Linked DNA regions of Homo sapiens: regions 1 and 2 are each linked to region 3. A link is a loop called in an ENCODE intact Hi-C map of the cell type or tissue named here. Cell type or tissue: heart right ventricle. All regions are shown on one strand.

Region 1 (8,000 bases), 62 kb after region 3:
ACCCAAAGAAAACTCTGATTCAGAAAGCCAAAGATTCATCCTGAGAATGGTTTTTCTACCTGGCAAGGCAGCTCCTCATCTCTAAGTGATCATACAAATGAATGAAGGGGCGTGCATGTCAGGGAAACTCATCGTGATTATTAGAATGGAAAGGAAAAACAAGACAAGAGGAGGAAGAGGTAGCAAGAATATGAACCACTGGCAGGCACCCTCTGGTTTAAGTTCTGGCAAACCTAACAGCTGTTTTGTTCAGGCTGCAGAGACTTCCAGCAAACTAAATTTCTACATCCTTAAGACACTCATTTTTCTCCTTGTTTTCTTACTCTTACTCTCTCGTCTACACTCTGGTTGCCTTATCCAAATAAGGATCTTGACACTTTATAACACGAAGCCATTTGTACCTCCCTAATAAGTAAATCAGCCCATACCATTTGGACAAAATTGTAACGGCTTTTACCCACCGCCCTATCCCACCCTATATTGAGTCCCATCCTGCACCGTGTGACTTGAGCCTTCAAATCCTTCTCCCCAGGCCCCACCAGGCCTATCCCCACCAGCTTCCCCTCAGCTCACCTACTTCCTCCTGCATCTTCCCAGAAAGAGTCCTTGGGTCATCTCATTCAGCCACTTCCACACTTCTTTGTTTATCAGAAACACACACACCGGCAAGAGAACCCTTTCTTCCCACAAACCAAAATCCAAAAATGAAATGAACCCACGCTGCTCTGGCTGAAGCAAGGATGGAGGTCCAGAAGCCTCTTTCACTTGGTCTTGGCACTACCCCCACATCCACCCCTTACCACAGTCTAAGAAAAGCACTGTGCAAGTCAAACTTCTTCATTTTACAGGTGTGAAATCAGCACCCCAGGGGAAAGGGTCTGGCCCAAGGACATACAGTGTTAGAAACAGGCCAGAAGCCAGGTTTCCAAACTCACCAGACCAGGACTCTTCTCATGGCCCCACGCTGCATCTTCATCATCTTAATTTTTTTTTTTTTTCTTGAGATGGAGTTTTGCTCGTGTTACTCAGGCTGGAATGCAATGGCACGATCTCGGCTCGCTGCAACCTCTGCCTCCCAGGTTCAAGCGATTCTCCTGCCTCAGCCTCCTGAGTAACTGGGATTACAGGCATGCACCACCAGGCCTGGCTAATTTTGTATTTTTAGTAGAGACGGGGTTTCTCCATGTTGGCCAGGCTGGTCTCGAACTCCTGACCTCAGGTGATCTGCCTGCCTCGGCCTCCCAAAGTGCTAGGATTTACAGGCATGAGCCACCGCGCCCGGACTTCATCATCTTATATACAACCAACACTTACATAAAATTTACCATGGGCCTGAGGCACCCCTCTTCGTAGACTAACACATTTAATTCCCACAATAATGTAATGACACAGGTTCTATTATTATCTCCATTTTACAGAGTAGGAAATTGAGGCACGGAGATTAAGTAACTTGACCAAGGTCACCCAACTGGTAAGCAGCAGAGCAGGGGTTTGAACTCAGGCAGCCAGGCTCCATGCCCATGTTTCTTAAAGAGTTTGCCAGAAGGAATCACTTGCTGCCTTAGGTCAGGAATGGCAATACCATATTACTAACCATCTGACAAGTGAAATAATGAAGTATATCATCCAGAGTTTCCCTTAAAAGGCAAAGCAAAGTCCAATAAAAATGAAAAAACAAAACAAAACAAAACAAAACCCACAGACAATTGCACTGGAGATGACAATGAAAGGCTCAAAGCGCTAGACTCATATTAAAGCATCTTTGTCAGATTTCTTTCTCAGGTGCTGCATGCTTGGGGGAGGAGGGGCAGGGTGCAGTGCTCCTTAATCTACACAATGGCTGAGGGGCAGGGTGCCGTGCTGGTTAATCTACACAATGGCTGAAATTTTACAACCCATTCTCAATGCATCTGTCCTTTGGACACACCCATTTTTGGCTTCCTTTCCAACCCTGATGCCCCAAAACCTGGGGCTTCCATAACATCTATTAGAAATGGCCTGCGTATAAACCTTAACCTCTTTTTTTATTTATTTTATTTTATTTTATTTATTTATTTATTTATTTATTTATTTATTTATTTATTTATTTTAGGGACGGAGTCTTGCTCTTGCCGCCCAGGCTGGAGTGCAATGGCGTGATCTTGGCTCACTGCAACCTCCGCCTCCTGGGTTCAAGCGATTCTCCTGCCTCAGCCTCCCCAGTAGCTGGGATTACAGGCACATGCCAACACGCCCGGCTAATTTTTGTATTTTTAGTAGAGACAGGGTTTCACCATGTTGGACAGGCTGGTCTCAAACTCCTGACCTCAGGTGATCCACCCATCTCTGCCTCCCAAAGTGCTGAGATTACAGGCGTGAGCCACCATGCCCAGCAGCTTAACCTTTTGTTAAGGGTTCTGGGCTGGGCTGTGGCCAGTCTACTCTCCTACCACAGAAGAGTAAAATGCCCTGCATTCTCTTAAAAAAGTAAGAAAAATAAAAATAAATCACTGGTAGCCAGCCTGCCCTTTTGGGGATCTTTCTCTATCTCCATCTGAGAATCTCTTTCTTCACCCAACTCTGACACATGCCCCTCAAAATAAAGTCAGATACTCTGAGGTGGACTGTCCAAATCCCTTGCTGCTTTTTGGTTTCATTCACTTGCCCACGGGCTGTTCTTAGTGCATTTGCCCATCCAAACGTGGGAGGGGCAGGAGGAAGAGTAGGGACATCCAGCATTGGGACCCAACTCAGTCCGTGATACTTCCAGAAGCTCCATGCTGGAAGCTGGCAACTGTGGAATCGACAGGCAGCTTCGCTTCAGAGGGTTTTGAGACCAGTACCTGCTCAGCTGCTAACCCACCTAGGGTAACTGAGCCATGTCCGGCTGCAGTCTGAGCCTTCACTCTGCCCCCGGACTGCACTGCGTTCATTTACGAGATCTCCAAATGTGAGTTTAATGGAGGCAGATGTACAAGGGTTCTCACAAGCCCAGGGAACTCAACTTCTAGAAGGAAACGGGGCCACACCAAACAAGATGATGGGGCAATCAAGAGATACTCCCATAACAGCAAGAAACAAAGAGCATTCACGCCTCCTATGCCAACGCCCTCCACCACCAACGCCAAAAATTTCCGTATTTCATAACACCAGCTGAGATAACTGACTCAAATCTGTCCACTTCCACATTTGCATACTGGGTTCTGACATTTGCCTACCACTGAACAGTCACCAAGTAAGACGCAAGGTGGAGACGTACCCACAAAGCAATATTTAATGTCTTTGGATCGCCACTAGCTAAAACCTCCTGAAGTTTCACCAAACTCAGCTCTGTAAAACAAAAGAAAAAGAACAACACTATAAATTACAGCCTCGCCAGGATCTCGGGACATGCCTATACTTTGTATTTTATAAGTTCCGTATAAATACTGGAACAGCATAGAAACAGGGATCTCAGAAATAACGCCATTTTGAAGGCCACAGGACGAAACCCAACTATTCATTTCATTTTATTCTACTTCTTATCTCAAATACACAGTTCCTTTTCCTTTAACGAAAATATCGCTCTTTTTAAACAATATGTGATGCAAAGCAAATATAACAGGGTACCAACACAAATCTTTCCTGCCAAATTTATGGTTCCTCGCCTGTCCCCAGTTGCACCCAGAACCACTACCCCAGCCTATCGCTGTGTACACAACACGGACTAGGAATTCTAAAGAACTGCCTTAATCTCTCAGCTGTGTGCAGTGCGATAGGGTACGCTTGGATGCCAGTTTTTAAAAAGCAAATCAACTTTCCTCAAATTATTAAGATAAATAATTAGAAGGGGAAAGCTGCCGGCATTCAGTACAATAGGGGGGAAACCAAAACACTGAATGTTCCTGAGTCTCACACAGGGTGATACCTTGGAACAGTTAACACAGTACCCTGGCAAAATGTCCACCACATTTTTTCACCCCTTAACCTGAGTCATTATATTGTACTTTCTAGACGTGAGCAAATGTGATTGCTGAACAGGCAACACAGGGACTAGGGCCCCTTCCTGGAGGTTTCTCAGTGCACTCTAACACAATTAACTCCTCTCAGGCTCAGAGAAAGGAGGTGGGGTTCGGGGGAAGGTGGGGTGGAGGGGCAGATTCTAGTGAAGTCAGAGGCCTGGAGAGGCTGTCGCAGTGGGGCCAGGTGGAAGACAGGGAACCAGAAGGGCGGGATGCTTCCTCGTCACTGAAAATCCTCTTCTGTTGTTATAAAGGCCAAGTGCCCGCCCAGCCCCTGCCACATCCACGTTCCTAAACAGAGAGAGGGCCTTCCACAGGCAGGAAAAGGGCACAGAGACCGGGAGGCAGCAACTTAAACTCTTGGCAGCCTGGAAGGGCAGGACCCACGGGCTCACTCCACTTACCCCAGCCTTTCCACAGGCCCTCCTGAGAGGGGTTCTCCATCCCCCAAGACACACACACACAACACACACACGCACGTACACGCACACATACACAAGAAGAAAGCGTGGAGAGAGGGTAACTCGACTCCCCTGCCCCCCTCCCCACCAGCCTGCAGAGGCGAGGGGTCGGGGAGAAGGAGGGCCTCTGCTCTATCCTCCCAGGTATCTAACCCTCCCTGGGCAGCTGTCAGCTTCCATTTGCATGAATGAAAACTGTGGTCAACTGGTACCTGGGAGAGAACAAAGCAGGAAATAAAAGGGGCTGTCACTTACTCAAATCCAAAGCTCATCAAGTCTAACTAAAGGGAGTGCCACATTCCGCACCCCCAGTTCGGAGGGAAGGATTTGCTGGCTGGGCCCCGACGCCCCTCCCCCTCGCTGACACTGACAAAGGATCTGGTTCTCACTGAAACTGCTTCTCTTGTGACTGTTTCTAGTCTCCAAAAAGACTGTATTTATATTTTTAATTAGCTGCTTTTTACAGCAATTTTTTAAGTATTATGATGACTTACATGTGGTAAGAAAAAAAGAGCTAATCAAACAATGAAAAGCCTCCCCTCAAACCTCGGTCTCCTGGAATCCCAGTCTCTCAGCCATTCCAGGGTCTTCACTGTGGCCCGGGGCTTCACACCACTCACAGCCATCCACTGCCCCCAGCCCCCAACTTCAGCAGAGCTGGCATGCTCTCATCTGCATTCAGCAGCATCCCGGGTGTGTAGCTTGTGCTTGGCACTGTGCTAAGGCTTTGCAAAATGGACTCTCCACAAATTGGTTGAAAGAAAAAAAAAAGAAGTCATGTTGAACAGTTTCCAGAATGTAAAGGGTTACAAAATCCTTTGCATACACCCAGAATTAAGGAAAAAAAAAAAAACAGGAAGGAAATATACTAAAACATTAAATGATAAAGCTACTTAGAAGGATTATGGATGACTTTTAGTTTCAATTTTATACTTTTCCTCTATTTTCCAAGTTTCACATAAATAAGCATAAAGTATTTTTATCATCAGAAATGAATCCATTCACACATGCATACACATTCATCTCCCAACCCAGCCTGGCAGAGCCATCATTTTTTGTGCATTTTGTTTTTGCAGGAACTAATTTACATTTTTAAGTGCTTTACAGCTGATAAAGTGTTTTGAAAACAGAAAAACTAACCAGGAGTCAATGATGGTCCTGAGACTAATACTGGTGTCACTGCCCAAAGCTCTATGAGAAACTGTGACACTCTAAACTGTCCCTCACCCTTATCTCTGGTCCATCACCCACCAGGCTCTCTGCAGCCAGTGGGCCCTTGCTCTCTGCAAGGTGCTTTCCCTGTCCTACACAGAGCACTTCCACAAACACGGTGCATGCAGGTAGAAGAGCAGAGAGCATTCCCCTCACAGAAGAGGATGCTGAGGTCAGGTGTGTGGCTTGTTCAGTGTGGCTAGCCCTCAGATGCTACTACTCTCAGGTGGGACATAAGCCAGTGCTACCTAGCAGGGGTGAGGTCACCATTCCAACTAATTTACATCTACACTGCATTTTGTGGAATGCCATGTCACTCTTATAACACAGACATTTTTATAGCAATGTATAAGTATCTAGGCATCTCTTATTTTCTTTAATCCCATGAGGCACATTATTATATCATCATCTTACAGGTGAGAAACTAAACCTCAGAGACAAACTCAGTGTGCCAGGCTTGTTATCCAGCCAAGCCCCAGCTTCTATTGCCTCTCCAGGGCCAACCCCTACCCACACCCAACTTCCTGCCCCCAGATGGCCCCTACCTACCAGAATGATGTGCACAGATGTCATCAACCAAACCAAAAAGGTCCTAGACTTCTGCTGTTTCCAATCTGATAGCAGTGATACCACAGTAGGGTCACCTACTTGGGATCAAATCTGGACTCCACTATGTAACATCTCTACAACCTTAAGCAAATTACATAAACTTTTTTGAACCCCCTGTTTCCACTTGTAAAAATGGGAAAATACAGCCAGGTGAGGTAACTCACACCTGTGATCCTGGCACTTTGGGGAACCGAGGTGGGAGGATTGCTTGAGCCCAGGAGCTCAAGACCTGGGCCACAACATGAGACCCTGTCTCTACAAAAAAAAAATTAAAAATAAACAAAAATAAATGGGAAAATAATAGACGGTCCCTGCTCATCTGCTTGTTTTCTGCATTCATTAAGATAATGTATGTAAAGTTTACCATGGTGACTATTATAGGAGGCAGTGTTCCTTAAATGTTCACTATTATTACTATTAATACCATCACCACCATCATTAGCACAATGCAGACAGAACCCAGCACACAGGCACATGTGGTTAATGCCAGACAAAAGGCTTCCATGTTCATCTTCTCATTCAGTTTCTCATGACCATCCTGTGAGGCTGGCAGGGCAGAAATTAGGGCCCACATTTTAAAGATGAGGCGGCTGAGGCTCAGAAAAGTGACTTCCCCATATGCACATAGTAGTGGCCAGGACTCAAGTCCATGGCATCCAACTCCCAAATCCTAGGCTCTTCCTGCTTCCCATGCCACCTTTTCTCCCGCAGAAGGTACCGTGGGTTCACATTGGAACTGTCTGGCCTGAGAAATGCCAGCAAGCCAGAGTTTTTTGTTGGGTTGCAGACTCAGCCATCACCTGGTGGGTGAAGTCATTTCACCTCTGTAGGTCTCCGTTTCTTCATCAATACCACCCACTCATCCTCTCCTTTTCTACCCTGGGCTACTATGAGGATAACGAGTGGGAAGCAGCTGTGAAGAACATAACAGTGCTCATCTGGTCTGACCCCTGCTTGAAACCTGATGCCTCACAAGCAAGAAGCAGAGGTATGGGTTCTCTCCTGGGTGAGGCTGAACAGCCCTCACCAAGAAGGAATCCACAGTCCAGAGCCTTGCTTGAGCCACAGGTGACACTTAGGTCAATCCAAGCCCCTCAACACCTCCAATCCAGCCAGCCCAGCTTCCACTGGAACCCATAACACAATGGCTGCAAAAGCCAAACAGACCTGGCTCCCACTGCAAAGGAACCTTGCAGTGGATCCTAATCCAGAAAGGCACTGAGTATGTTGGAAAGAGGGTGGGGCCAGGAGAGCTGGCTTGGAGCCCGACTTCCCCACAGAGTAGCTGGGGGATCTTATGCAAGTCATCTCATCATTAGTATTATTTCTTTTTTTTTTTTTTTTTTTTTTGAGACAGAGTCTCACTCTGTTGCCCAGGCTGGAGTGCAGTGGCATGATCTTGGCTCACTGCAACCTCCGACCTCCACCAGGTTCAAGGGATTCTCCTGCCTCAGCCTCCCGAGTAGCTGGGATTACAGGTGCACGCTACCATACTCGGCTAATTTCACCATGCTGGCCACACTGGTCTTGAACTCCTGACCTCAAGTGATCCACCTGCCTCAGCCTCCCAAAGTGCTGGGATTACAGGCATAAACCACCACACCTGGCCCTCACCATTATTTTTAAAATTTAACTATACCCAGCTCCATCCCACCAAGTATATGTGGTGGTTTAGAATAATACAAATAACACAAAAGAATAAAACAAACAAGAGAACCAGGCAAGGCAAAAATGAGTA
Region 2 (8,000 bases), 80 kb after region 3:
GATTCTCCAGCCTCAGCCTCGCAAGCAGGTGGGATTAGAGGCACCCACCACCATGCCTGGCTAATTTTTGTATTTTTAGTAGAGACGGGGTTTCATCATGTTGGCCATGCTGATCTTGAACTCCTGACCTCAAGTGATCCACCCACCTCAGCCTCCCAAAGTGCTGAGATTACAGGCATGAGCCACTGCGCCCAGCTTTGAACTGTATACTTTCTAAATGGATGAATTTTACTGTATGTAAATTATATCTCAACAAAGCTGGTATTTTTATATTGCCATCAAAAATACAAAACAATAAAATGATTAATATTTACAACATGAAAAGAAAATCCTTCCATGATACCTCATTCTCTACAAGATAGAATCTAAATCACGCAGGCATCCTCCAAGTCCAGCCCCAGCCTACCTTGCCGCAAACACCCTGCATTTGCCCAGCAAGACCTCTCACTGTACCCCAAATGAGTCTTCCCCCCTGCAGGCCTGGGCTGCTAACATTCACTGCCACAGCAGCAACAGTTACTCACTTGGCCTGATTCTTGTCTCAAGTCCTGGCTGTTCCTTTGAGGCCTGCACTGCCTATGACTTGAAACTCTGACCAGCCCATCTATCTCCCCAACTAAGCTGGAGCCTCCTTTAAGGAAAGACACCTGGACCAGCCTGTTTTCCTCCTCTCCTGTCCCCACTCCTCAGGACAACAGTAACAACAGCTGTCACCATGACTTCCTGTATGCAAAATCCTTGACAAAACGATGTCCTTAATTCTGACAGCAGCCCACTATCAACCCAATTTACAAGTAAAGAAACTAAGGTGTGAAGTTGAAGAAAGGGTAGGGAGGACGCAGGGGAGGAATCTGATCAAGGTATTGGTGCAAGGGGCAAAACTAGGATTTGAACTCAACATTCTCTTCCCAAGGTGCTAGCACACACTGCCTTCCTAAGATATAACCAGGAATGTGTAGACAGCTGGTAGGTGTCAGTCATATTTCATTCTGCAAGTGTTCACCCAACAATCACGTTAGAGCTAAAATATAGCTCTAAAAATAAAATGAGAGCACCTGATGACCTTTGCAGTCAGGTTGCATACAACTAGGCTCAGCTGGTTTCTGGCTACAGTTAAGAGTTTTTCTGGGTACCATCAGACCAGTGCAGATTTCAGTACAAAACATAAACAATTATTTGACATTTTCCCTGAGCATTAAAAAAATGTAATTATTTTTTAAAAAAGGATCACAGAAAACAGCCTCTATGTGAGTCTCACACACGGACAAAAAGTGGTGTGAGGCAGCCACCATGAAGCCCAATTGGCATGTGTGCAAATGTAAACATTAAATTTAAAATATTGGCTGGGCACGGTGGCTCACGCCTGTAATCCCAACACTTTGAGGAGCCAAGGTGGGTGGATCATCTGTGGTCAGGAGTTCGAGACCAGCCTGGCCATCATGATGAAACCCCATCTTTACTACAAATACAAAAATTAGCTGGGCATGGTGGTGGGTGCCTATAATCCCAGCTATTTGGAAGGCTGAGGCAGGAGAATCGCTTGAACCTGGGAGGCGGACGTTGCAGTGAACCAAGATCGTGCCACAGCACTCCAGCCTGGGAGACAAGCAAAACTCTGTCTCAAGTAAATAACTCAATAAATAAATTTAAAATCTTTTTTTTTTAATGATAATACCCAGTGCTGGGACGGACATAATGAAACAGGCAATCTCATATGTTCTAATAGCAATGTAAACAATGAATTCCTTTTGGAACGTTATTAGGCAAGTGGTATGTGTCTAATACCAGAAAGATATCTGGAAATTAATCCTGAAGAAAGAATTTCTGCTTTACAGAAAATGCTGTATTCATGAAGATATTGGTCCTTGCACCACTTGTAATGGTGAAAAATTGGCTACTGCTTAAATCTCTAAATACGAAAAAGGCTAAATGAATTATAGTACATCCATTTCATGCAGTATTCTGTAGCTATTAAACATCATGGTTAATATCATCCATGTATTAACATGGAAAAAATAAAAAGTTCTCTTTATTTAGCCTTTCAGCATTAAAGGACCTGAAACGGTCCCTGCTCTGTGAATATAATTATCTTAAATAAGAAGCCACTTGGAATACATTGTACTTGTAACTATTTTGAAATTATAATAGTTTTGTGATGGGGGGGATAAAGGGCTTTTTTTTTTCCTTTCTCTAGTTTCTACATTTCTTTTAATGTTGTTATACCACTGTTACCTAACTAGGAAAAAATAAATTTTTTTAAATGACCAAGCTCATTTTGAAGCTGCTCGGTGTCACATAAACACTGAGGCCTGCCTGCCTCAACTAAAGCAGCCACTTGAAATGCAGCTCCAGCTGCTCATTCTTCTGTTTATCAAAACAGGGCAAAGCCGCCCAGGAAACTCGCCTCAGCAAGGTGACCTGACCTCAGGCCCATCACAGTCACAAATCTGCATTTCCAATAAAAAATAATCACAACGAAGAAAAGCACCCAGGTAACCAGTTATGGAAAAGCAAAGGATTGATGAGTTGGGGGTGACAGGACAGTGAATTACTGTTTTTGTTTTTTTGTTTTCTTGGGGTTTTTATACTGATCATAGTCACAATGCCTAGCACAAAGTGCTCAATAAGGATTTGAAGCAGAAAATGTTTCAAATGGGAAAATGCACTCATTTACCCATTTTAAAAATTTAAGGGAGTGAGGCTAGGCATGGTGGCTCATGCCTGTAATCCCAGCATTTTGGGAGGCCGAGGTGGGCAGATCAGTTGAGGTCAGGAGTTCCAGACCATCCTGGCCAACATGGTGAAACCCCATCTCTACTAAAAACACAAAAACTAGCCAGGTGTGGCGGCAGCCTCCTGTAATCCCAGCTACTCGGGAGGCTGAGGCACAAGAATCACTTGAACCCGGGAAGCAGAGGTTGCAGTGAGCTGAGATGGCGCCACCGCACTCCAGCCTGGGTGACAGAGCGAGACTCTGTCTCAAAAAAAAAAAAAAAAAAATTTAAATAGGAAAATGCACTCATTTGCCCATTTAAAAAATTTAAGGGAGTGCCCACACTTCCTGAGCACCAAGGCCCAAAACACCATGCACACCCCCGGCCTGAAAAGTTGTACTCCCTTAGTTCTCATCAACAGAAGCTGTGTTTGGAAGTGAGCAGGCAGGAAATTGGTACTTTTGTCACCAACTTGAACAACAAAACAGTCAGAAAACTTAAATGTCACCAGGAGAGTAAATGTCAAAGTGGGAGGGGTAACTACGGTTTACCAAGTGTCTGCACCACTACCTGTTCCGGGGCCTGTGGGCATGATTTCATAAAGTCCTACCTAACACTCTGACTCTGGCAGCAAGCAGCCTAGGCTTGAACTCTGACTCTCAACTGATTGGCTGTGTGGCCTCAGGCTGGTTGCTTAGCTTCTCTGCATCTCATTTTCCTCTCCTGTAAAATGAAAGCAAGAAGAGAAGAGACCTACCTCATTAGGGTGTCATGAGGATTCACTCAGCCAATACACACAAAGCACTGGGTACAGTGTCTGGCAGAAGCACAGCATCTGTCAGTTACTTATTAGTATTGTGCTTACATTTTGCAGCCAAGAAAAACTGAACCTCACAGAGGTTAGTAATGTCCCAAGATCACACAGCTTAGTAAGAGGAAGTGCTGGGATTCAAACCCAAATCAAAGGATCTGTGCTCTTTTCACCAGAGCTAAACCCCACCTGCAGGATTATTATGATCCCCACCCCAAACACACACACACACACACACACACACACACACACACACACACACTTTGGGGCTGTCACTGCAAAAGGTAAGAATATTATGAGATAATAAGAAGTGATATGGGGCCAGGTACAATGGCTCATGCCTGTAATCTCACCACTTTGGGATGCCAAGGCAGGCAGATCACTTAAGTCCAGGAGTTCAAGACCAGCCTGGCAAACATGGTGAAACCTTGTTTCTACGAAAACACAAAAACTAGCTAGGTGTAATGGCACATGCCTGTAGTCCCAACTACTGGGGAGGCTGAGGACCGAGAATTGCTTGAACCTGGGAGGCAGAGGTTGCAGTAAACCAAGATCACCACTGTACTCGAGCCTGGGCGACAGAGTGAGACTCTGTCTCAAAATTTAAAAAAAAAAAAAAAAAAAAAAAATTATATGGGACTGGAAGAGGAGGTCCAGTCCATTGTAACCTGTGGATAATACCAGCTCCATGTCAGGGTGGTTCTTTCAATTCATTCACCAAGCAAGCATGCTTTTGAGGCACGCTCTGTCCTACACATAAGGAAATCAGACATAGGGGGTCCCACTCCCCTGAACTCATAATCCAAGAGGTGGGGAGACAGACAGAAATGAGTAGGTGATAAGGATGGGAGGAAATGAAGGAGGATGATGGGATAGAGGGGCCTGAGTGATAAGAAGGAGCGAGGAGGATAGTACCAGGCCCTGAGGGAGAGGGGCGGGGTAGGTTCAAGTGTCTGTTGTACTAGAGCCAGGTGACTGTAGTCTGTGAACAGGGAGTGGGTAGCCAGGATGAGGTCGGAGGGTGGAGGGGAGGGAGGGGTCTGATCATCCTGATCTAAGGTTCAGAGTCTTGCAGACCACTGTTTGGGTTTATACTAACAGCGATATGAAGCCATGTAGGCTTTTAAGCAGTGGAATAACACACCTCAATTTACGGGAAAGAAGCAAGCCAGGAGAGGTGGCTTGCACCTATAATCTTAGCACTTTGGGAGGCCAAGACGGGAGGATCGTTTGAGCCCAGGACTTGGAGGCCAGCTGTGGCAACATAGTGAGACCCCCATCTCTACAAAAAAAAAATTTTAAAATTACCCAGGAGAGGTGGCACACATCTGTAGTCCCAGCTACTCAGGCAGGTAAGGTAGGAGGATCGCTTGAGCCCAGGAAGTTGAGGCTGCAATGAGCTGTGATCACACCACTGCACTCCAGCCTGGGCAACAGAACACGACCCTATCTCAAAAAAAAAAAAAAAAAAGGGCCAGGCATACCAGCACTTTGGGAGGCCAAGGCAGGCAGATCAGCTGAGGTGAGGAGGGCAAGACCAGCCTGGCCAACATGGTGAAACCCCATCTCTACTAAAAATACAAAAAATTTAGCCAGCTGTGGTGGCACAAGCCTGTACTCCCAGATACTCAGGAGGCTGAGGCAAGAGAATCACTTGAGCCCAGAAGGCGGAGGTTGCAGTGAGCCGAGATCGCACCACTGCACTCCAGCCTGGGTGACAGAGCGAGACTCTGACTCAAAAAAAAAAAGAAGAATCTCGGCATGAAAGTAAAAGAGACTAGCATATGGGTGGCATTTGATAAAGGCCTTTTCCCCCCTAGTTTTCCTTCTCCTTGTGCCACTAGCCCTACATACCCATAGACAATCATGTTCTCCCTTTCTGGGTCTCTGTTTCCAAAGAGTTTTGGTCTCAGTGGTTCTCAACCCTGGCTACATATTAACAACACATGAGGAGCTTGGAAAATAAAACACCAATGGGGGCAAGAGGTGTCCATACACCCAGATATCCAGAATCCACTGGTCTGGGGAGGGAGCCTCCAACTGGTATTTTCCAAAAGCTTCTCAGGTGCAGCCCCAGTTGAGAAGAGCCCACTTAAAGGGGCTTCTAAGGCCTTTCTACCTCAGTGGTCTAAGTTCTAATTGGGAGAATTGCCAAAAGACAGAATGTGCTCTTTGAAGACAGTTCCTCCTCACTGAAGACTATCAAGCAAAAAATACTTGCTCAAAGGTGCAACTCTTATAATCAGACATTCTTAACAGATTCCTTCCAAAAGAGATTTTTGTGGTTTAATGACTTGGGTGATCGTCCAGTAAGCAAGCAAGTCTTGGGCCTCAGTGTCCTCAGCTGCAGCCAAAGACAGCAAATAAACAGCACATGTGCCACTCCTTGCCTCTCTTGTGGCCATGGCAGACATCACTAATTGATCCCACCTTAGCCTCCTGCTGAGCCAGGACATCCCAAGTGATCTGAGAATCCCTTCTATACAGGGCCCAAGCAGTCACTCACTAGGACATTGTCTTTCCTAGCCTAATGTCCCTAAGGTCTTTTCCAACTCTGACATTCTTTGAGGGGATGATCCTTTTAAACTTCTTACTAGCAATCATTAACTACCAAGTTGCATGGCAATGAGCTCAGCTGGCTTGAGGCTAGTCAGACCATAAGATCACATGTTTCATCCCTGAGGAAGGCTCTTGCTGTATTTCCTGAACTTCAGACTCTGTCCTCTCCAGGTAACATCCCTCCCTTCCCTGGCAGCTGCACCTCCTACATGTATTTACCGAATAGGGCCTGAGACAGATTATTCAAGTAGATCAGGGCAGACCAGTCCATATTCCTGGAAAAGCTCATCAAAGCAGGCATCCTTTATGATCACTGGTAGTTGAAACAATAATAATGACAGCAGCTGGTGCGTACAGAGCACTTTCTGTATGCCAGGCACCTTGCCGGGGGCACTGCATACATTTTTTCACGGAATCTTGATCACAATCCTCTAAGGTATTTATTAGCCCCATTTGGCACACAAGAAAATTGAAGCTTTGAAAGCTACTAAGTTGCTGCTGATCACAAAGCAATAGAAGCGAGATTACAGGAGAGCCACATACCTGGATCTGGGCAAGTCCCTCCACCTCTCTGTGCCTCATCTCTAAAATGGGCGTGATAATTTTTTCAAGAACACAGTTTTGGAGCACATGTGGTAATTTAATACATTCACACAATTTGTAAAGATCAAATCAATGTACTTGGGATATGTATCACCTTAAATATTTGTCTTTTCTTTATGCTAGAACCAAATTGTTCTCTTCTAGCTATTTTGAAATATACAGTAGATTACTGTAAACTGTAGTCACCCTACTGATCTAGCTAACATGAGGTCTTTAAAATGAACATAATAATTGTAAGGATAAAATGAGAGCCCAGCACACGGTATATGACAGTCCAGTGGATGTCTCAGAAAAACCTCATGAAATTCGGGTTAAAAAAAAAAAAAAATCAAGGATTGAAGTTCTGACCAAGTCTGCTCTACACTGTGCTAGGAGCTGTTTTTGGGCCTCACAAAGTGAAGTATTCTTGATAGGTTGTGTGCACATCCCAGTTTTCAGAAAGCAAATCCTACCTCACTCCACTCACCCCTGGCTGGCATCACCCTTCAAGTCAGTTTCTTCTTCTGCCTCTTTCCTGCTATTCTCAATGTCACCGGCTGGAAGGCATTCTCTCTCGCTGGCTGGAAGGCATTCTCTCTCTCGCTTTACACCCTGAGGCCTCTAAACACTCTAAAAGCTGAAAATTGCTCCAGGGAGCTAGTGGGAGGGGGAACTTGGCAGTGAATCTCTTTGCAATGGGATCTCCCTTTGACAGGGCATATCTCTTGTGTGGAAGGAACTTGGTCTCAAAGCTCCTAATAAATGGTAAACCTTTCCCTCAACTTCACATCCCTTGCAGCAGAGCTTAGCACCACACCATCAATCACATTAGCACGGGGTTCCTTTCCCACCCAGACAGGAAAAGTATCAGTTACTCCCATTTTACAGAGGAGGAAGCCGAGGCTGAAAACACTAGGGAAGAACTCGACACCTAGATGCCCAGACGCAGCACAAACTCGGCCAAAGCTCCCGAAAAAGGACTCAGTGAATGAGAAGGGAGTCGATGTGAACCCTCTTTTGAGCCCTGGCAACCTGGATGTTTGTCACATGTGTAAACCTTGTTAGTTTAGACCTACGGTCTCACGGGGAGGAAGTCAGCTACCAGCATGAGGCCAATCCCATGAGAATGAGAGGACAGCCAGTCCCACCTAGTAAGACTGCCAGGGCATAGGCCATCCACACCAGTACTTCAAAGCAAGTATTACCTACAGCAAGGGTAGTTTGCCCTTTAGGGGACATCTGCCAATATCTGGAGACATTTTTGTCTGTGGGGGAGGGGGCGCTACTGGCTCCTAGCAGGCAGAGGCCAGGGAGGCTGCAGGACATCCTACGGG
Region 3 (8,000 bases):
TCAGGAGTTCGAGACCAGCCTGGCCAACATGGTGAAACCCCGTCTCTACTAAAAATACAAAAATTAGCCAAGTGTGGTGGCGGGTGCCTGTAATCCCAGCTACTCAGGAGGCTGAGGCAGGAGAATCCTTTGAACCCGGGAGGCGGAGGTTGCAGTGAGCCAAGATTGTACCATTGCACTCCAGCCTGGGTGGCTGGGTGACACAGTGAAACTCCGTTTCAAAAAAATAAAAAATAAAAATAAATAAATCTGTCACCTGTTAACATAAATGACATTGTATGGAAAATGATGTTTCCAATACAAAAAAAAAAAAAAGTGAGAGAGATAGCATTATTTTAGATATTTGCAAATCTCTTTAATGTCTGCTTAGTAAGAAACAGCTGGATTCTCATATTTGCTTCTGCGTTCACTCTGTTACAATAATGTAAAGAAATTCTGGACTCACACAAAAACATGCAGTTGAGAAAGGGAGTATTTTCTCAGCCTTTTCAGTAGTTGTGGATATTTTTCTTTGCTGTTACACCAAAACTCAACATGTGGATGGCAGTTATTAAAAACTTCTCTGCATCGTGGAATGTGAAACTGTGTCGGTGAACTTTTCATATTCTGTTACATGAAAATCCATTGGTCTTTGCATCCACTGCACTTTGGGTTTTTTGCTGTTGTTCTTTTTTTAATTACAAATAATTGTACAATTTATAATGTATCCACTGCACTTTGAATGGCTCTGTGAACAAACATGAACCTGAAAAAGGCAATCCCCTCAAGATGGACCCCAAGCAGCAAAGTGTACCTAAATTTAAAATACAGCCAAGTGGCCATTTGCTGACTAGAGGTCACACTACGTACTCCAAGTTTCACAAAACCCCACACCCTTTTGACTTGGGACTTTCAGAGCTCACATGAACCAAGCAGTCAGAGCTCGTCTGCTTCAGCCAATCAGAGCTCAGCTGTATCAACCAATCAGGGCTCAGCTGTATCACCAATCAGAACTCAGCTGTGTCAGCCAATCAGAACTAAGCAAGTTTGACCCGCCCCCTTCATTTGCATAATCAAACCTGATTGGGGACATGGGCCAGAAATTTTGCTATAAAAACCTAGATTCTGCCATGCCTGTAATCCCAGCACTTTGGGAGGCTGAGGCGGGTAGATCACTTGAGGTCAGGAGTTCGAGACAAGCCTGGCCAGCATGGTAAAACCCCGTCTCTGCTAAAAATACAAAAATTAGTAGGGTGTGTGGGCGTGGTGGCAAGTGCCTGTAGTCCCAGCTACTCGGGATGCTGAAGCAGGAGAATCGCTTGAACCCGGAGGCAGAGGTTGCAATAAGCCAAGATCACGCCACTCCACTGCACTCCAGCCTGGGAAACAGAGCAAGACTCCATCTCAAAATTTAAAAAACAAAACAACAACAACAACAAAAAACTAGATTCTCTCTTTGCTCTCTGGAATGCACCTTCATTTTACACCAACGCAGCATCTCCCAGTTTGCGATCTGTTCACTAGAATAAACTCTCTTTCCTCCAAATTCTTCTCTAGAAAACTTTTGTTCATAGCTCTTTTTACCCTGCATGGCTTTGTGGCCTTATGCATTGGTTATTTGGAAAATATCAGTTCACTGAGATTTGCATACATGAGGGAATGAGAGTGAAAGGACAAATAGTTTACTATTATTATAAAAATACTTTGACCTCACAGACCTCACAGATCCCTAAAAGGATCTCAGGAATCCCCAAGAGTCCCAGGACCACTCTTTGAGAACCATGGGTCTAGACTAAGGTCCAAGAACTTCCCACCCACTTAAGTATTCATTCATTCATTCCACAAATATTTACTGGGTACTCACTACATGCCAGACACTGTCCTGGGTGCTGGGAATTCATGAGTGAACAAAACAATGTCCTGACCTCATGCAGCTCACATTCTCATAGGAGAGGCAGACCATACACAAATAGACAAGTAAACTTACACTATAATGTCAGGTAGTAGTAAGTACTAGTGGAAAAAAATGAAGCACTGTGTCACCAGACATTTGCACATGTGGGATGTGGTTTGCCTGGGAAGCCTTATTCAGCAAGCCTGAGATTTGCTAATTTAAGTGTTTCACAATAAAATAAGAGCTTTTTAGAAAAATAATATTTTTTATTTGAGACAGAGTTTCACTCTTGTTGCCCAGGCTGGAGTGCAATGACATGATGTCAGCTCACTGCAACCTTCGCCTCCCGGGTTCAAGCGATTCTCCAGCCTCAGCCTCCCAAGTAGCTGGCTGGGATTACAGGCGCACACCACCACGCTCAGCTAATTTTTTATTTTTAGTAGAGATATGGTTTCACCATGTTGGTCAGGCTGGTCTCGAACTCCTGATCTCAGGTGATCCACCCACCTCGGCCTCCAAAAGTGCTGGGATTACAGGCGTGAGCCACCGCACCCAGCCTTAGAAAAACAACTTAATACCAAAATGCTTGCAGACACAGGGTGGTGGAAGAGGGACCTGCCCTAGAAGAGCTGAGAGCTTACCACTGAGGCTGAATTGCTTTCCAACTACTCTAGGAAGAGTAAACCTCAGAGGTCATCTCACTTAGGGCCTCCACCCCTCCAATGAGCCAACCACACCATCTGTTTACACACATTATCACTTCTGCAACCCCTTGCACCCATACAGCACATTCACATACACTATGTATACATGAGCCTTGTACAACTCCTGGAGGGTAGATACTATTCACCTATTTTACACATGAGGAAACTGAGCCTGGGAGAAGTTAACAAGTGTCACCCCTATTATGTAATACATGGTTTATTGCACCGCATGAATTTTTACCAAGTCTTTAACCTCTGATATTCCACCATGTAAAGAGCAACTGGGCCAGGCACAGTGGCACACACCTGAAGCCAGGAGTTCCAGAACAGCCTGGGCAACAAAGCAAGATTACTACATCGCCATTAAAAAAAAAAAAATAGCAATATCAGGCTGGACAACATAATGAGACCCTGTCTCTACAAAAAAAAAATAAATAAATAAAAAATTAAGGAGGCTCAAAGGGTGAGGCAGGAGAATGGCTTAAGCCCAGGAGACAGAGGCTGCAGCGAGCCATGACTACACCACTGCACTCCAGCCTGGACAACGGAGCAAGACTCTGCCTCTCCAAAAAAAAAAAAAAAAAAAATTTGCCAGGTATGGTGGTGTAAGCCTGTGGTCCCAGCTACTCAGGAGGCTAAAGCAGGAGGATCACTTGAGGCCAGGTGTTTTGAGGCTGCAGTGAGCTATAATTGTGCCACTGCACTTCAGCCTCCAGCCTGGACAACAAAGTAAGACCATGTCTCCAAATAAGTAAAAAGAAGAGAAACTGGATGAAACGTTGAAAACAGAGGTAAAGTTTCTTCCTCCAAAAATGCCCTGCTCCTCATATCGCCTCTTCTCAAACAGCAAGTTAAACCTGTGAAGAAGACAAAAGAGAGATGGGACTGACGCTTAGTAGGTGCCAATATTTGGAGATATTGGCCCCATAAACATTTATGGAGACTACTCTGCACCCAGCCCAGTTCTAAACAGTGGGGATACAGAGAGGAAGAAGAAAGACCAAGCCCTTGCCCTCTGGGACCTTCTGTTCTAGTGGGCCACCATCAACACAATACCAAGAGACTATTCACCACATCTACCCTGAAAGAGTTAACTACAAACTTCGAGCTTCCTGAGACTTCATCAGTAGCATCAGCCCAACAACAGAGCCCTGTGTTCAATCTTGACATGGGCCTTAAAACATCCCTTTCAGGAGAAGAAAGAAGCTTTATGATGCTGCCCCTTCCCCCCACCCATTTTACAGATGGAAAAGTAAACCCAGGGCCCAGAAGCCACTCCCTCTGAATCTTACAATGAGTCCGTGGTGGGACAGGAGAAAAGGCAGCTCTCCTGTCTTCCTACACAGCCCTGGCCGCAGCCTGGCCCCATTCTCTCTTTTTATATCCCAGGAGGCCTCCTTGAACAACAGCCACACATTTGTGGCGACCGACCAACACAAAAGCCAGCCGGGGAAGTGACTATTTCAGGACGAAAGGGGCATATTTAGCAATGGTCCTCGGCGGCCACCCAAAGTCCGGCCAGCCCCAAGTCGTCCGCCAAGCCCAAGCCCCACATGGAGCTTCCTCTCCTCCCTGTTTGCCTTGCCAGCACAGTTTCCACCAAGGTTTTAAAAAAGAAGTGGAAGTTCCCTTCTGCCTGACTGGCCAGCACATTCCACTGACTCAGACTGTTCTGGGCACCACGGAGAAGACACTGTTCATTTTCCCTGGGCTGAGAACTGGCCCACATCCGGACCTGTCGCCGGCAGGAGGGGGCACTTGGCGGCTCGGCACAAGCAAATGAATGGCGTGCTATTTTTAATGCTTAGTTCCTGTCTTTATTCCAGAAGGCTGGGCACCTGTGCCAGGGTTGCTGCAAGTGTGGTTTGCAGACCACCCGCATCAGAAACACCTGGGCGCTTCCGGGAAATTCAGATTCTGGGGTCCCACCCCAAACCTAGGAGTCAATCACCAGGAGTAGGGCTCAGGAGTTTTGATCTTTAACCAGCTTTTCAAGTGATTCTTTTGTAAAATAAGGTTTGAGAATCATTGACAATCTGGGTCTGTATTCATTCATTCTTTTATTCGCTCAGCAATTCCTGAGTGCCCCCAATATGCACTGGGCTATAGAAGTAGGAATACAAAAATAAATGGCACATGCTCTTGGCCTTAGGGCCCAAGGGGAGGCATGACACAGTGTGAAGTGCTAAAGACAGAGCTAAGGTACTCTGGGAGCTTAAAGGTGGAGGAATTCAATCCTGCCGGGGTGTCAGGGGCAGTTTTACAGAGGAGGGGAGCGTGGAGCTGAGGCCAAGAACAATCATTCCCTATCTTTGCCGATCTTTGGCATTCTGTTTGGCTCGGCCAAAGCCAAGATGGTATACAATCTGTCCTCACCAACCCAACACCCTTCTGACTTCTTGCAGGTACTCAGTGCACATCTGATGAATGAACAGAAACCGAGAATGGATTGGACACTGGAAACAGGAGCTAGGAAGCCACTCAGAACAGTTTTATGTGCCCCTATTGGCTAAGAACATTGGCTCTGGAGTCAGTCTCAGATGGACTCTGATCCAATTTCCCTCTTGAGTTACCCGATCACAGGCAAGTTGGCCTTTCTAAGCCTCACTCTTCACACTTGCAAAAGAGAGACAATAGCTACTTCCCATAGTTGTAGTGAAGATTAAACCTGCAGATAAAGCATCTACATCCAGCACATAGCCGGGCACATGGTATGCACTTGAAAAAGTTAAGATTTGTTCCATAGTAATAATAAAAGACCTGAAATTAAATCCAAGTTCCAGTACCAACCGGCTTTGATAAATCCATCCATCTTGGGCCTTGGGTGGTTTCTCATCTGCAAAATGAGAGGCTTAGACCAGAACCTCTCTAAAATATTTTCTACCAATAAGACTTAATTTCTCTAAAGGTGAGAAGAGGCTTTTGTCCCCAGGAACTGTCCTGGACTGATGGGCATCTGCCCTCAGACTCACAGCATCTGAGATGCCCATCCTGCACCTGCAAGCCAGGTGAAAATCATGCCTCTTCTCTGATGGGGGATATGCTTCGGGATGTTCTGCTGTCCTCTGGGGTCTCCCTTTTCACTCTGTGCTTCCTCTTTGTATCTTTTAACATTTAGAGAGTTCAGTGGGCAGCACTCTCCCCAGCCCCAACCCAGAAGCAGGCACGGGACTGTAGGGAAGTTGACCTCCTGGCCCTCTCTTTACGCTAAAGCAGTCATCAGCTTCCCCTAAAGGCAAGCGGGGGAAAGCCTGAACACAGCCAGAAACAAAGAGCTCCAACACCTTAGGTCAGACGCAAACACACCCTTGAGAAGCTGCAGCTGGGTAGAAGGCATTCTCCCAGGGGCCGCTCCTCCTCTTCCTCTGCCCTCCTACCTTCTCTGCACAACACAGTTGCCCCCAAGAGCCTCAGAGTTAGGTGTGGGCCTTTGACTTCACTACCCAGTCTTGTCCAGCTTCATCAGCAGGCAGCAAGCTGTCCCTCCATAAAAACTGCACTGAACTCGCTACCATCCAGTGTCTGCATTTACTCTAAGACTAGCTCAGCATCACTCACACACACAAACACACACACACACACGAGCGTCATGAAGGCACAACCCTTTCACCCTTCCACGCACACTCCCCTGCCTAAAGATGCCTACATCTAGAACACCGCCACCAAGACATGGAGTTACATCAGAAGAGAAGGGAAAACTCTCCCGTACTGCATCCGCCTCTAAACCAAGCTTGGCCAACCCATGGCCCGCATGCAGCCCACCATGGCTTTGAATGCAGACCAACACAAATTCATAAACTTTCTTAAAACATTTTGAGATTTTTTGTGATTTTTTTTTTTTTAGCTCATCAGCTATTGTTAGTGTTGGTGTATTTTATGTGGGGCCCAAGACAATTCTTCTTCCAGTGTGGCCCAGGGAAACCAAAAGATTGGACACCCCTGCTCTAAACTGTCCCTTGATCCTGCCCGTCTTTGCATTTCCAGTCATACACTCATTCACCCTGGTTGGTCTACACCTGGGGTCTGCTGATTTTTTCTGGAAAGAGCCAGATAGTACATAAGTACATATTTTAGTCTTTGCAGGCCATATGGTCTCTGCAGCAACTACTCAGGGCTGGCATGATTGTGTGAAAGCAACCACAAACAATGCATAAATGAAAAGTATGGCTGTGTTCCACAAAAAAAAAAAAAAAAAAAAAAAACTATTTACAGACACTGACATTTGAATTTCACAGAATTTCCACATATCACAGCATATATTCTTTTGATTTTTTCAACCATTTAATAAGGTACAAACCATTCTTAGCTCTCTGGGTATACAGAAGCAGATGGCAAGCCATTGCTTTGTGATCCCTGGTCTACACCCCTGCCACCTCCCTCCTAGACTGTAGCAATGCTCTCCTACCCAGCCTTCCTGATGCCTCTCACTCCGCCTTTTAAATCCATCCCGCTCACTCCTACTCTTCCTAAAAGTTCCACTTTAATCATCTCATTCCTCTTCTAAAAATGGTCAAACACCTTGGCTGGCACTTGAAGCCCATCTCTGTAGGGCTCCAGGACACCTTTCCACCCTTGTCTCCTAACAACCTGAACTGCCGAAACCCATCCTCTTAAATTTTGCACATAAACTGAATCCATCAGGCCGGGCACGGTGGCTCATGCCTGTAATCTCAGCCCTTTGGGAGGCCATGGTGGGTGGATCACCTGAGGTCAGGAGTTCAAGACCAGCCTGGCCAACATGGTGAAAACCTGTCTCTACTAAAAACACAAAATTAGCCAAGCGTGGTGGTGGGCTCCTGTCATCCCAGCTACCTGGGAGGCTGAGGCAGGAAAATTGCTTGAATCTGGGCGGCAGAGGTTGCAGTGAGCCAAGATCGCACCATTGCACTCCAGCCTGGGAAACAGAGCAAGACTCCGCCTCAAAAAAAAAAAAAGAAAAAGAAAAAAAAAACACTGAATCCATCTTTAGCTATTTGTCCCAGATCTCTTCCTTAAAACCTTCCCTGATCACCCAGCTCCAACTTAGTCTCAATTCCTATAGCATCTGTTTATGCCATTCACTTAGCCATTGAAGGGCAGGATACAATTTGCAGGGAGATAAGTGTAAATAGATCATTCCAGTAGAATAAAATGAGTAGAATATTTGTTCACAAGGTTACAAATCGCTGGAGAACAAAGCAACCAGCTGGGGAAAAATCAGGAGAAGTCTCCTTAAAGGATTTAACCCTTGAACCAGGTCTTGAAGGTTGAATAGGGATTCATGAGCCATTATGAGGTCAGGATTTCGGAGCAGGGAAAAAGACCCATCTCAGGCTGCTCAGGCTGGAAAGATTCGTGCAAAGGCATGGGGTAGGGCCGAGGGTGAATGAGTGGGCAGGTGGCAGGATATTGGATCAGGAAGACTGTAGCACGCTCCGTAAGGC

Evidence for each region. A loop is a pair of places that touch in the nucleus more often than their neighbours do. Peaks named below come from ENCODE experiments on the same cell type or tissue, not always from the same donor. Only the 100,000 strongest peaks of a DNase experiment are listed, where the experiment ranks them.
Region 1: it touches region 3 in a loop (3-fold over the local background); 8 of 110 quality-filtered maps call a loop at or near these places.
Region 2: it touches region 3 in a loop (2.7-fold over the local background); 5 of 110 quality-filtered maps call a loop at or near these places.

What each region holds. Positions count from the first base shown.
Region 1 is chr11:48,015,466-48,023,465 of GRCh38, reverse strand. The region is part of intron 1 of PTPRJ (protein tyrosine phosphatase receptor type J); the gene reads right to left. Among named protein-coding and RNA genes, the nearest start is that of PTPRJ, 39 kb to the right of the region's middle. RefSeq lists an enhancer at 2,901-2,960 and a silencer at 4,041-4,090. In heart right ventricle, no CTCF peak of the experiment used is centred here; a DNase peak (open chromatin) is centred at 3,056.
Region 2 is chr11:47,997,137-48,005,136 of GRCh38, reverse strand. All of the region lies in intron 1 of PTPRJ (protein tyrosine phosphatase receptor type J), which reads right to left. Among named protein-coding and RNA genes, the nearest start is that of PTPRJ, 21 kb to the right of the region's middle. In heart right ventricle, no CTCF peak of the experiment used is centred here; a DNase peak (open chromatin) is centred at 3,344.
Region 3 is chr11:48,077,575-48,085,574 of GRCh38, reverse strand. The region is part of intron 1 of PTPRJ (protein tyrosine phosphatase receptor type J); the gene reads right to left. Among named protein-coding and RNA genes, the nearest start is that of MIR3161, 15 kb to the left of the region's middle. In heart right ventricle, no CTCF peak of the experiment used is centred here; a DNase peak (open chromatin) is centred at 4,184; H3K4me3 peaks cover 383 bases; H3K27ac peaks cover 1,769 bases.